Linked DNA regions of Mus musculus: region 2 is linked to region 1. The links are chromatin contacts, found by Hi-C or POLR2A ChIA-PET in ENCODE. All regions are on one chromosome and are shown on one strand. Each heading gives the region's core, a stretch centred on a gene start or an enhancer-like site at or near the end of the contact. The rest is flanking DNA. Distances are from core to core; before and after follow the strand shown.

What was found. Hi-C counts contacts between places; a loop is a spot of excess contacts on that map. ChIA-PET counts read pairs that join two places held with the same protein, here RNA polymerase II (POLR2A).
Region 2: a loop to region 1 is called in a map of heart, with 7 times the contacts of the local background. The contact joins the promoter of Mos here to the promoter of Rps20 in region 1. A Hi-C loop is called at or near these places in 12 of 37 maps with a recorded cell type or tissue (T-helper 17 cell, adrenal gland, gastrocnemius and 2 more). POLR2A ChIA-PET finds 5 or more read pairs at or near these places in 4 of 5 experiments (Patski and embryonic stem cell).

The regions. Positions count from the first base shown.
Region 1 is chr4:3,831,864-3,837,972 of GRCm38, forward strand. Rps20 (ribosomal protein S20) reads right to left here and starts at 3,792. Exons shown (of 4, transcript NM_026147.6): 1 at 3,621-3,792; 2 at 3,329-3,428; 3 at 3,073-3,146; 4 at 1-2,820. The coding sequence starts at 3,623. The coding sequence ends at 2,638. Gm32823 (a long non-coding RNA gene) reads left to right here and starts at 3,786. Exons shown (of 5, transcript XR_881078.2): 1 at 3,786-4,071; 2 at 4,820-5,012. It overlaps LOC115490074 (a small nucleolar RNA gene), which reads right to left and starts at 3,283; the gene lies at 3,216-3,283.
Region 2 is chr4:3,868,445-3,875,042 of GRCm38, forward strand. It overlaps Mos (Moloney sarcoma oncogene), which reads right to left and starts at 3,661. Exons shown (of 1, transcript NM_020021.3): 1 at 2,214-3,661. The coding sequence starts at 3,370. The coding sequence ends at 2,339.

The DNA of each region.
Region 1 (6,109 bases), core at 2,542-5,041:
TTGTGTTGAAGCTAGGGTCAATCCAAGAAGAGAGAATAGGGCCATACGTGGCTAGACAGGGAAAATAGAATGAAAATAAAAATATTGGATGAGCACCAAGTTGTGATACTGGAGTAAGTTCTTACAGAATAATGTGACTCAGTTTTAGCAACACAATTGAAGGGTGTATGCTGTTAATGAAAATGGTAACTACAAAATATGAAATAAACTGTTTATAGGAATTGAACAGAAATTTCATTTGATGTGTGATTTAAAATATGCTAGTCCAAGGACATAGATTCACTTAGTTTCAAAAGATAAAACCTCATTTGTGCCATGCTCTCAAATTACTGCCCCACTTTCCATTGAGCATGATCTTTAAAAACCTCACAGCTGGGGACTAAGATTTCTCAGAGTCCTTTCAAGTAACTCATACCATAGGCTAGCATGTCCTCAGGAAATCCATGCCCATAGCATGTGAATCTTGGCTTCACTGGGACAAAAATAACCACATACACTTTTGAGGCAGATACTATTAGTATCCTAAGTCACTGAAGAATTTAGTCATAAGGAAGTCTTGTAATTTGATCTGGCATTTGATTTGATCTGGTAATTGATTTGGAATTTGATTCTGAAGCCAAAGCTTTCCACTCAACATCCTTTCGCCTGTTTTATTTTACACCCATAAACCCCACACAGTCCCAGCAATGTCAGATGCAGAAACCTGAGACTGTAGTCAAGTGGCTTCAATGCCTTTGGTAATTACTAGGTCGCATTTCTAAAACAGCAGTGCTCTCAGAGGAAGTTAATTTCTGCCTGTAACCCACTCATACAAGATTCACAGAATCAATGACTCGTGGTTACTACCTGGTTAGTTATCCTTAGATTCAAGTCTCTAAAAGTGGCTTTCCAAGAAGTTTTGATTTCCAAAGTTTCTTTTTTTCCCCTCCAAGACAGGGTTTCTCTGCGTAGCCCTGGCTGTCCTGGAACTCAGAAATCCCAAAGTGCTGGGATTAAAGGTGTGCATCACACCCAGGCAAGTGGGCTTAAGACTGTAAAGTATCAAGCCAGTAAATGTAATAAAGACAGTCTAATCCAAAAGCAAAAGCCTAGGCCCATATCCAAAAGCATGTACAAAGTGCAATTCATGTAAGAAATTAAGTAACTTGCATCTCTATCATAACCATTCAGGAGATAGAGGCAGATTTCTGATTTAGAAGCCAATCTGGTATAGAGCTCAAGCCAGCCAGGACTATAGAGAAACCTCAAACTATTTCACAAATAGTATTATTTACATATTCACTAAGTACTACTATAAAACTGTTCTAATAGAAAGGTGTTCATATACCTATCCAGAGTACAACCTGTAGGAACATTTAAAAAGTTCTATGGTAAGCATTTCCCTTTATGGTCCTCCCCTTAGAAGCAGTTTCTTCTGGAACCTCTATGGGACACTGTTGCCAGTTTAACTTTAAACACAAAAGGGCATGGTATACAGTGCAAATACACTTTTCTTATATTATTGTCCTTTCAAACAAGATGAAATTTTATCTAGAGTTTAGCATGCTGACATGCACCTGTATTCTCAGCGGAGGGATAAAGCATCTCTTGGTGCAAGGAATTTAAAGCTAGAGCTGGGTGTGTTGGGAGGCACAGGCAGGCAGATTTCTGAGTTCAAGGCCAGCCTGGTCTACAGTGAGTTCCAGGACAGCCAGGGCTACACAGAGAAACCCTGTCTTGAAAAACCAAAGTTCTATGGTACCTAAGCCTAGCCTCAACACTAGTTCAACTCAAACACAGCTTCTACATCACTAAAACCTGCTTTGATGTGTACCTGAAGTCAACATAGCACACTCTAGGTTATTTTCCAGTTGAACACATGACTGAGATTTAAAAGTTTTAGATGGAATTAAAGATTAGTTCAGTTGGCCAAAGTGGCACATGCAGGCTCAAATCCCCTCAACCTAAAGTTGCAGATATGTTGCAACATGAGTAACCCAAGTAGTGTGACATGGGAGAGGCCACCCTGCCTTTCACAAATCACCTGGAAAAGCAAAATTTTCATACACTAGTCTTTGGACATCTATTAGTAAGTAAACCAGGCATAGTGGCTCATGCCTGTAATTGAGAAGGCAGAATTTTGACCAAGTATGGCCTGCAGAGTCCATTTCAAATAACTCAGAATGGCTAATACAGTGGTCCCTGCCTTTAATTCCAGTACTCTGGGAGCAGAGGCAATCAAATAAGATTGATATTTAATGAGGTCAGCCTGTTCTGTGTTGGGACCCTATCCCAAAACAAAACAAAATCCCCAGGCTTAAAAGATCAAGGATGCAATCTGCTCTTTTCTAACCCAACTTAGTCTTTAAATTGGCTTAGCGCCCCCTGCAGGAAACCTAACGTCTCTTTTTCACCTGACCAATCTGTTAGCACACCTTCATTTTTAAAAGCAGTTTAATGCTTCAGTACTTGCTCAGTGGTTAAGGAACCTGTTCTCTCCGAGGATGCAGGTTGGGTTTCCAGCACCTACATGGTGGTTCAAAGAACATCTGACACCCCTGTGACACACACATTTACACTCATAAACATGAATTAAAAAAAAAAAACCTGAACAAAAGCCAGCAAAATTTGACCATTAAGACGATTTATTCAGTTGTCTTAGGCATCTGCAATGGTGACTTCAACCTCAACTCCCGGCTCAATACTGATGGAAGTAATCTGCTTAACAATCTCAGAAGGACTATGTAAATCAATGAGTCGCTTGTGGATCCTCATCTGGAATCGATCCCAGGTCTTGGAACCTTCACCACAAGGTGTTTTTCTGGTAGTGATTCTCAAAGTCTGCAATAAAACAAAATTAGTCCATTTCTGAACCATTTTCTCTGTATGTTAACAGGTTTCAGCAACCTTTACTAGAGAGTTTTGGAGTTTGCTTTAAGAAAGGTATCATACTCAATCGCCACCAGACATTTGGCCCCTAATAACTTGTATTCTTAGGAATGTAAATTTAATCTCTGAATTTATTTGGCAATCAAACTCTGACCTTCCCCCTCCCCACCAGTCTACCAGTACTCGAGTCTACCTGTCCCTTACCTTGGTAGGCATGCGCACCGGTCCTTTCACTTTCAGATTCTTTTCCTTGGCGCCTCTGATCAAGTCCGCACAAACTGCGGGTTAAGAAAGCATGGTCTTTCAGTTAACTCAGAATGACTCGAGGCGTTTTAAACAAGTTCGCCTATCGGCTCAGAATAGCGTATAAGAAATATCACTATAACTCAATACGGTTGGTATCTCCTCATCGCCGACCGCGCCCCAGCGATCACCAAGCCACCCCGAGCATCGTACTGACCCTTCTCCAGCGACTTCACGTTGCGGCTGGTGAGCGTGATTCGAATTCGGTGAATCGCCACTTCGGGCTCCACGGGCGTCTTTCCGGTATCTTTAAATGCCTGTTATCACCCAGGCGGGAAAAACAAACAGCGACCCGTAAGTGGAGGCCCACTCCTACACAACCGCCATGAGGACCCTCTCCCGGGCCCTCGCCGCGGCGGGAGCCCTCTCCCGGGCTCTGCGCTCCCGGCGCCCCAGCAAGTCGAGCCCCGCCGACGCCCCAGGCCGCGTGGCGACGCCCCCCACCTCACCATGGCTGAGGCGCGGCTTCCTGACCGACTTGTTCCTCAGCAGGAGCGAACAGCGGTGAGTCAGGACGGAGCAGGCTGGCCGAGCTCCGTAGCGCGCACCGCCGGGGCTCAGAAAGGAGGGGCCGGACGGCGCCGGGCGCTTATAAAGCACGTGCGCATCCGGGTGCTTTGTGACCCGGAACAGGAACCGCCCCGCCCGCGAAGAGGTCGCCGTGGGGGAGGCCGGGCTGCGTCCCCGCCTAGTTGGCGGGAAAGGCGAGGACGCGCGCGCGCCCTCTGGCCTCTCGGCGGAGTCCCTGTCCTGACTCGGAGGACAGACGAAGCTGGAGCGGAGAAAACTCATGCCAGGTGCTCTCTGCACAAGCACCTACGGTCTTTACAGTGCGAAATATGCTTCGCATGCATACTCGATCAGCTTGCTTTTGTCTGACAAGGGAAGAGTTGTTTTGAGGTTAGCTGACACGGACCTTGGGGAAGAATGATCGTGACAGGGCATTTATTTACTTGGTGCTGAAGACAGAAGTCAGGGCTTAGCAGGAAAACGCACTCCATCCATGAGCTGACACCCTGAGTTCAATCTTGTGAATCCTTGTAGAAGGAGATAGTGGTTTTCGGAAACTTGTCTTCTGACGAGAGCTGTGGCACCCCCCCCACACACACACACACCCCACCTCCCCCCCACCCCCCATTAATTACTAAGCTTATATTCTAAAAATTATTCGGAAACTGCTTTTCGGAGCTGAAATGCCCTTTTGTGATATTTTGGCTTTGGGCTTCCAGGAATATTGGAAACGTCTATATCTGCTGGAAACCCAGGTTTAGCTTCAGTTAGTTCAATTAAGTGAAGGCAGAACTCTAGTCCCAGTGCTCTGTGGGGTCACAGGGCATTGTACCTGCAGCCTGGCCTGGAACCCATCTACCCAGTTTTAATATTCTCTTCTCTATGTTGCGATGGAGCTCCGTTCTGCTATGTTATGATGGCTGAGACCTCCGGGGACTCCTTAGAACGGAGCAGTTGTTCATAATAAAATTAGTGTCTGCGTACAGCAGAAAGAAAGCCAAATGTCCTCAGGTCAAATGTCCTAGGACGCAGAGGATGGTGCAGATTAATCTACACTACCCACTGCGCAAGGTCAAATAGAATGTAAGCCTGGAGGTGGGTTACAGACAACACAGGAGGAAATAACATTATTTTGTAGGTGAAAGTTACTTGCTCCGAGTTGCCAAACCCAGAGCACTGATTCCCCTCCAAGGAGAACTCCCTAAGCCATGTTCTTCTGAGCTTTGGGAGCGCCAGCACCGATTCACTTGCTTGGTCGGGATTCGACCTAACTAGGAACTGGCTTTCTGACTCACAGTGTACATGAAGTTTTGCTGTCATTGAACAATTAGGTAAGTGTTAAAGTTAGGGGAGTTTTCGAGTTCAATTATTTTTAAATATAATCCATTGACCTCTTAGACTACTAGTAGACTTAACATCAGAAAAAAGTCTAACTTTGTTTTTCTTTTCCTTTCTTGACTATTTGTTTTGTTCTGCTTTGTTTTTGTGTGAGGTAGAGTTCCTTTGTGTAGCCCTGGCTGTTCTGAAATTATTCTGTAGACCAGGCTGGCCTGCACCCTGAGATCTACCTGCCTCTGCCTCTGCCTCTGCCTCCTGAGTGTCTGCTTTTTTTTTTTTTTTCTTTTTTTTTTTTTTTTTTAAGACTTTAGTCTGGGCCGCTCTGGAATTTACAGAGATCTTCTTGTCTCTGCCTCTAGAATACTGGGTGGGATTAAAGGCATTGGCCACCACCATAGCTAAAACCTGCATTTTTATTTTATTAACTGTGACATCAACTTTAAATCTGCATAATGTATCAGTAGGATTATCTGGAACAAATAAAGAAATGCAGTCATACTGCAGCTTCCTGAGATGTGATCTGTATTCATATTAATTACATCTTCAGAGGCCTGAACAGCAATGCTCCGAGGCTGTCCAGAGATTGAACAGGGTTCTTGAGAAGGACAAGTACATACACACACCACACCACACACCACACACACCATACACACTGAGGCTGGCTCCAAATTTAAGATCCTTCCATCCTTCTTTTTCCAGTGCTACAGAATTACAGGTGAATGAAACCACTCCCAGCTAGAATTATTGACAAAAAACAAACCTTAGACATTCCTTACTTCTTAAACATGGTCTCGGTGGCATGGGTCTATAATCCCAGAGTTGGGCGATCAGAGGCAGGGGGCTCTCATGTTCAATATCAGCCTGGACTACATAGTAAGTACCCATCTCAAAAACAAACAAACAAACAAACAAACAAAAAACAAACATAGAAGAAAGAAAAAGAAAAAATCTGGGCATGTGGCTTAGCAATGGAACCTCTGTCTAGTATGCCCAAGGTCTTAGATTGAACCTCAGCACCACACAAAGAGAGAGAGGTAAAGAAAGTTCAATGATAAACAGGTAAAATACACCCCAGGTTTATGTGAGTGGA
Region 2 (6,598 bases), core at 2,411-4,910, 36 kb after region 1:
TGTTTCTCAGTGTTCTTGGGTGGGGGGACTAGATCCAGGACCCTCACAAGTTCTTTACCCTCATAAAATGGTACTATATTTACATATAACCCATACATCCTGTTTTCCTTAATTATCTGCCCATTGATTACAATGCCCAGTTTAATGGATGTGCTGTGTGAATATTAGTTATAGTATACTGTTTTGAGAATAATGATACATTTGTACAAATTAGTACAGTTTATCCTGAATATTTGTTTTGTGATCAGATCTTAGTCTGCTGCATCTATAAGCAGAGAACCATGCAGGCACAGTGACTGTGTAGCATGACTGTGACTGGAAGCTGACAGCTGACCCTTACTGATGCTTCCTAACAATGGGCTTAGGGGTCTAGATAGTTAAGACTACCTACTGATAGTTCAGGAAAAGACAAGTGTAGTTTCTGCTTAATGGCTCAGTCCCTACATTGCCAAGGCCCAAACGAGATACAATAGCCAGCCACCTATTTCTTGGCCAGTAGCTACCTAGATAGTAACATTCTTTCAATACTACCTGGTCCTGGATGGCTCCCTTTTGCTTCCTCCAGGAACACTTCTAGACCAGAATATCACTCTGTAGATCCCTCTGAACCACGTAGACAGGAATAGTAGAAGCCCAGAGCCTTGAGCTTCCACTGTGCCTGTTCTCTACACATAGGTACTAGCTCTCGGCCCCACTCTTGCCTCCCGCCCATCCTGGAAGAGAGTTCCCTTTCCTCTAAGGCTCCAGTCTTTCCATAGCTCCATCTTTCATCTGTTTGGTTTTGAAAAGCTCACCAGTTATCTTTGTCTCCTCAGCTTTTGTCTACAAATAAATTTACTTCTTCATCCTAAAAGCAAACCAAACAACCACACACATTCAATGTCTCTTGCCTCCTCCAGGATTCTGCTCCTTTCTGCAATACACATAGCCTCTAGCGCAAGCATGTGCCACCAACTGTCCTAGCCATTGCACTTGCCTGGCCTCTCTACACGTGGACACCGATGTACTCTTCTCACTCAGAGAAAGCCACAGTTGTCCCAGTGACAAGTTCCACAGCACCCAGTGTTGTGACTTCTAGAAAAAGCAATCCCATCTCACTGGTCTTTTCTTTCCAACTCAGCCCTCCCTCTTCATTGGGTTGCTATTTGCCCCCACCACACAACTTTATTTTTGCCATCTGCTTTTGGGCTCAAATCTGAAGCAAAAGAAACCCAGTGTAGAAGTGTTTTTGCAACTTTCCTGCTCATGACAACGTTCAAATGTAAGCTATTACAAGTCATTTAGAATTTTGTTGCTTGAAAACAATTCAATTTGTAAAATTTATGTGGAAGTGATTACAAATGGCCTTTCTTTATGGACTGGAAAGGAAAGCAACCCTTTTCATTTTTGTTTGTTCTGCTTTTTCTAGACAAGGATTCTCTGTGTAGCCCTGGCTATACAGTAGTAGCCTGTAGTCTTGGAACTCATTTGTAGACCAGGTTGGCCTTAAATTCAGAGATCAGAGATCCAACTGCCTCTGCCTCCTATGTGCTGGGATTAAAGGTATGCTCCATCACTGCTGGTTAACAACTGTTCCTTTAAAAAGCATTGGTTTTGTTGTTTTGTTTCAGGGAAACTGCAGCTTGAGTTTAGGTATGTGTTAGGGGAGATTTGAAACATGAAAATTTACAGGGGGAAATGTGGCATTCTATAGTACCATTCGTTTTTGGAAAAATGTTCTTTACCAGTAACTAAGTTTTCAACCCCAGGACAAATGGCTGAAGTGCCTATTTAACACAACAAAGTGGACCTGGTGCCAGGTTCTCCCTGCATCCCTCAATCCCTATCAGTACAGGGTGGTCCTGGCTGGCATGCCCTTCTTCCCCAGCTGTCCTTCCCTGTATAATCCATTTAGTTACTTCTCCTCTTTTGGGCTGCTACACCTGATTCTCCTCTCTTCCTTCTCCCTTCCCCTCCTACCTCTTCTCACATGGCTCAGAGTCAGGTCCATGTCCTATGTCTCCCTTTTATTCACGATAAACTTTGTTCTTCATACCTAGGAGCAGGGATGTCCTCTCCTCCCACCATCACCCCCATTCTTTTTTTCATCCAGGAACAAACCTTACTACAGAAATGATACAGTAGGGCCAGGAACCCCAAAACGGCTTAGTTTACCAGCAGCGATGCCCATGAGATCTGTGGCCCCGTTATGCTTAGGAAAAGCACTTCAGGCTGAAGTTCGTGGTAACTTTATTTCCTAAAAATATGCCCTAGTGGTATGTTTTCTTCCACACCATCCTTACTTCTTTAAAAAAATAAACAGAGACAAAAAGCTTATCTCTACATCGGCTCGATGGAGTCAGCCTAGTGCCCCTCGGAAAGCCTTGAGGTCCCTTTGGAGCAGTTCTGCACCCGGCCTCTGCAGGGCGCGGGCCTCCCAGCAGCTCTGGATGATGTTCTGCAGTGTCTTTCCAGTCAGGGAGGCGGTGAACACCGCCCCTGCCAGTGAGGGGCGCAGATTGTAGGCAACCACTGCATACTGCACGTACTGAGGTTCGCCGGAGTAAGGCACCTCCCTGGTGGTCATCTGCCACAGGGTGATTCCAAAAGAGTAGATGTCAGCTTTGGGCGTGGCAATCTCTCCTTTCAGGATCTCCGGAGCTTGGTGCGTGTACGTGCCCCCTATGTGGTGAGGGGACGCCTGCCGGCACCGCAGATCCTGCAGCTTCTGGGAGCAGCCGAAGTCACTGATCTTACAAACGTCTTGCTCACTGATCAAAATGTTCGCTGGCTTCAGGTCCAAGTGCAAAATGCTTTGTGAGTGGAGAAAAAGCAGGCCGTTAACAACATCTAGGGAATACTTGAGGCACTTCCCCAAACTCAGTTGTTCTCTGCAGCTGAGAGGCTCCGGTGAGCGGGTGGCACCGTAGATGACTTGGTGTAGAGTCACGTTGCCCCCAAACTCCATGATTATGGTACCTAGGCTGTTGGAGTCTTCGGGCGTGCGCGTGCTGGCAGCCACAACCCGAACTATGTTGTCGTGGCGTAGTCTTGCAATGTTCAGTTCAGCCCAGAAACTCCGCTGGGATGCACGTAGGTCCTTGGTGCACTTGTTTACTTGCTTGATGGCCACAGGAACACCGTGGTAAGTGGCTTTATACACCGAGCCAAACCCTCCAGAGCCCAGCCTATGCATCAGACATACCTGTTCCCAGTCTATGGAGAACCAGGCCAGCCGGCGTGGCAGTCCGGGAGCCCGAGGAGGAGTGGTCCCCAGGAAGAGCTTCCCTGCCTTCCTCGGGGCCACCAAAGGAATGCTGCAGGACCGCGAGTCCACCGATGGCGACAGCTCACGAGGGAGGTAGCGACACAGGCTTAGAGGCGAAGGCATTACACCCTCAGATGGGACAGTCACATGAGACACTAGGGAGAAATGAGTAGGAACAGCCAGGGAAGTTTGGGAGCATGGCTGAAGATTGCTGCCTTCATCCCAGTTCCTTTCCCTTCTTCCTTGATTCTCAAAACCAGCCACATCTGTGCTATCACTACTCCACAAGGTGTTTCTTTTTTAAAAAATAAGTCAGGTGGGGTTGGGGGTGCAGATGAAGCCTGGCAGTCTCAGATGAAACGATTGCTCACAGCTAAAGTGAATCCTTAGCAACTTCTTCCCCCGTTAAACAGTACTGGCCTGCCCAAAAGTTCACGTCACCTTCCAACTAATTCTTCAATCACAATACAATGGAAGAAAAAAAAAATCAAGTACATTCTGATGATCATTAATCAGTCCTTCGACTGAAGAGAAAAAAAAAGTACAGTGAACTTGGTGCACACTTTTCAGGCTATAATGATTGTTAGTGCTAGTCTCCAGCTGCATTAAATCACTCCCAGCAGCTATTGGCTGCAAGAGTTGCAATACAAACAGCAGACATTTGTTGAACTACTTGCCAGGGTTATTAGATGCAACCTTTGTAAGAATTAACATCTGTAACTTTAATGTCTTTGATCCAAATACAATCACTTATAGAAGTCAGATCACATACCTTTTACGTTCATCAGAAGGGAGCATTCTGACACTGTATTTGATTTAAACAGCAAGTTAAGACTCTGTAACATAACAACACAGTGACCTCCCAATATCCCTTTCCAAGGCAAGTTAAGCCACCCCATGAGTGTGAGTTTGCTTCAAGACAGATTCTAGACTTCACAGAAAGCAAGTTCCTGGAATTTAATGCAGAGTTGGAGGAAGGAAGAAAGGAACAAAGGTGATTGTGATGACCACGGCTGTAAATATCAGCAAGCGTGGGAAAACAGAGGAAAAGTCAGGAGAAATAGACATGGCTCAGAATCACTGGTACCCATCTATAATATGGAAAAGCAGATGCTGAACACAAATTCAGGGTCTGGCCATCAAACCACACATTCCTCCTTTTTTGTTTTATAAAAATGCGCTCAGTTTTATGCTATATCTCTGGGAGAATGGGGAAGAGCCTTGCTCTGTTTATTCAAAAACGTTTCTCAAAGTGGCTAGGAGTTATTCCTCTTAGCTGCTTGGTAAGGTGTTTTATGCATACAGGTGATAAGTGATCACTTTTCATGTGACAGCTGTGTCCCTTTGACTTCAGAATCACAGGTTTTGAGAAGACAATAAAGGAGAGACATATAAACAACTCAAAGTTCACCAAACTCCAGGTTTCTACTTGATGGTATGATATGATTTAGTCTGCCATCTTGTACATAGTATATAATTGTTAGCACCTCAATGCTTTATGTAAGAAATTAGAATAATTAAAGTAAACATTTTTCGGGAATAAAAGTTGAGTAGCTTTGAACATATTAAGAGAACAAAATATTAAAAATGTAAGCCATGGAATATTTTAATAGAAGCCCCATTCTGTGCACGCATATCAAACCCAAATAAAAAAGGAAAATAGTAAGCAGGACAAAATTTAAAAGCACTGAAATTATACTGCAAATTTGCTCAGCAATCACAAAGATAAGATTATAGTTCAGGACTGTGAATTGTGGACTTCAGGAGCATAAGAGTAATAGGTTGCCTTAAACCTCTGGGTATCACACAAAATACATTACAATGTGATTTATTACTTTGTAATTTTTAATTTTAAGACAACCTCATAAATAATTCACTTCTAAAGTTGTCTAGTATTTATCCAAAATGCAAAGTATTGGTGAAAGTATGAGTCACTGTGTATGCACAAATCTGAGCTCATTCCACTCACCAGCCATCTACTCAAGGCTTTTAATGGTGTACCCACTGCTTTCTATGTGTTTCCTTTTGTGGGTATTTAAAACTGCAGACGGTTTACACCCTGGTAACCCCATCATAGGCTGTAAGCACTGATGAGTGGAAATGCATATGTTAAATGCTTTACCTAGCAAATGTCAGAGATGGTTATTAACCCGAATGACAGTGCTACAGAGGGGCAATCTGAGCAGAGAGGTCTGTTGAGTGCATAAGGATGCCATATCATTATAAAGTTAAAACATTGGAGTTTGGAGTCTTACTATGGAAACTGCCCTTACTCTGAAAAGATCTACCATTATATTAACTTTCTTTCCTTTATCACCTAAGTTCTTATTATGATTTTAATTAACTTTGTTTAATGCTGACTTTGTGTCCACACGTATACAACATTTCAGTATTTTTAACCTATGATGGGGTTAATCAGGGTGTAACCCATTTGTAGTTTCAAATACCTGTAAAAGAAAATAAGTACGGAATAATGGACATGCAATTAAAGCCCTTGGGTCTATGGATACATGGTGGATCTCAAGCAATGGGCTTGTGATTTGTGCATGCAATACGAATCATACTTTCACAAATACCTTACATTTTGGATAAATACTAAACTGTGATTAGAAATGAAAATTTTATCTCAGAAATGGATAAAAGCCTGGTTTTAGAGATAAAGTACAAAGGCTCTGGGTTAGATGGCTGGTGTTTCTTACTGTACCACCACCTGAGTTTCCATCCCTGGAAAAGACAGTAAAAGCACACCCAACCTTACGTTGTGAGAAAGACTCAGAGATTTCAAATTCTCCTTTGCTCCGGATTTATAGTAGATGGAACTTAGCTACTACTTATTTATGAAACTCATAGAAATAAAACTCTGGTATTTGGGGGCTTATACCAGGTAAGAAACACAGACGTGTTAAATATCACTAGCTTAAAATAATCTACTGGGGCTAAATGAATTCATTTTATTGATAAGTTAAAAGTTTAAAGTGTGTTTTCCGGCACTTTCGTTTTGTTAAAGATATAAAAGCACGTCATATTATCCGTAAATGTCCAATCTACAGAATTTTAACTTTAATCTGATCAGATGCAATAAGGCTTTGTGATCTCCAAAGACAAAAGACAGCATTTGAAGGTAACAGGGCAGGTGCGATGTAGGAATTGGTCCTGGCCGCTCCTGGAAGTGTGAACATCTGTTCCTTCGGCTTGGAGATCTGCGGATATCAGCGAGTTTATCAGGTGTGACCACAGATACGGAATCTACAGCTCCTGGGACGCCGGTCGGTGTTGGAGTCCCTACGGGCTTTTCCTTCCTGCTCCGGGTTCCGGAAGTCGAGCGGCGGCGCCTTCGGACCCGCCCGGTGG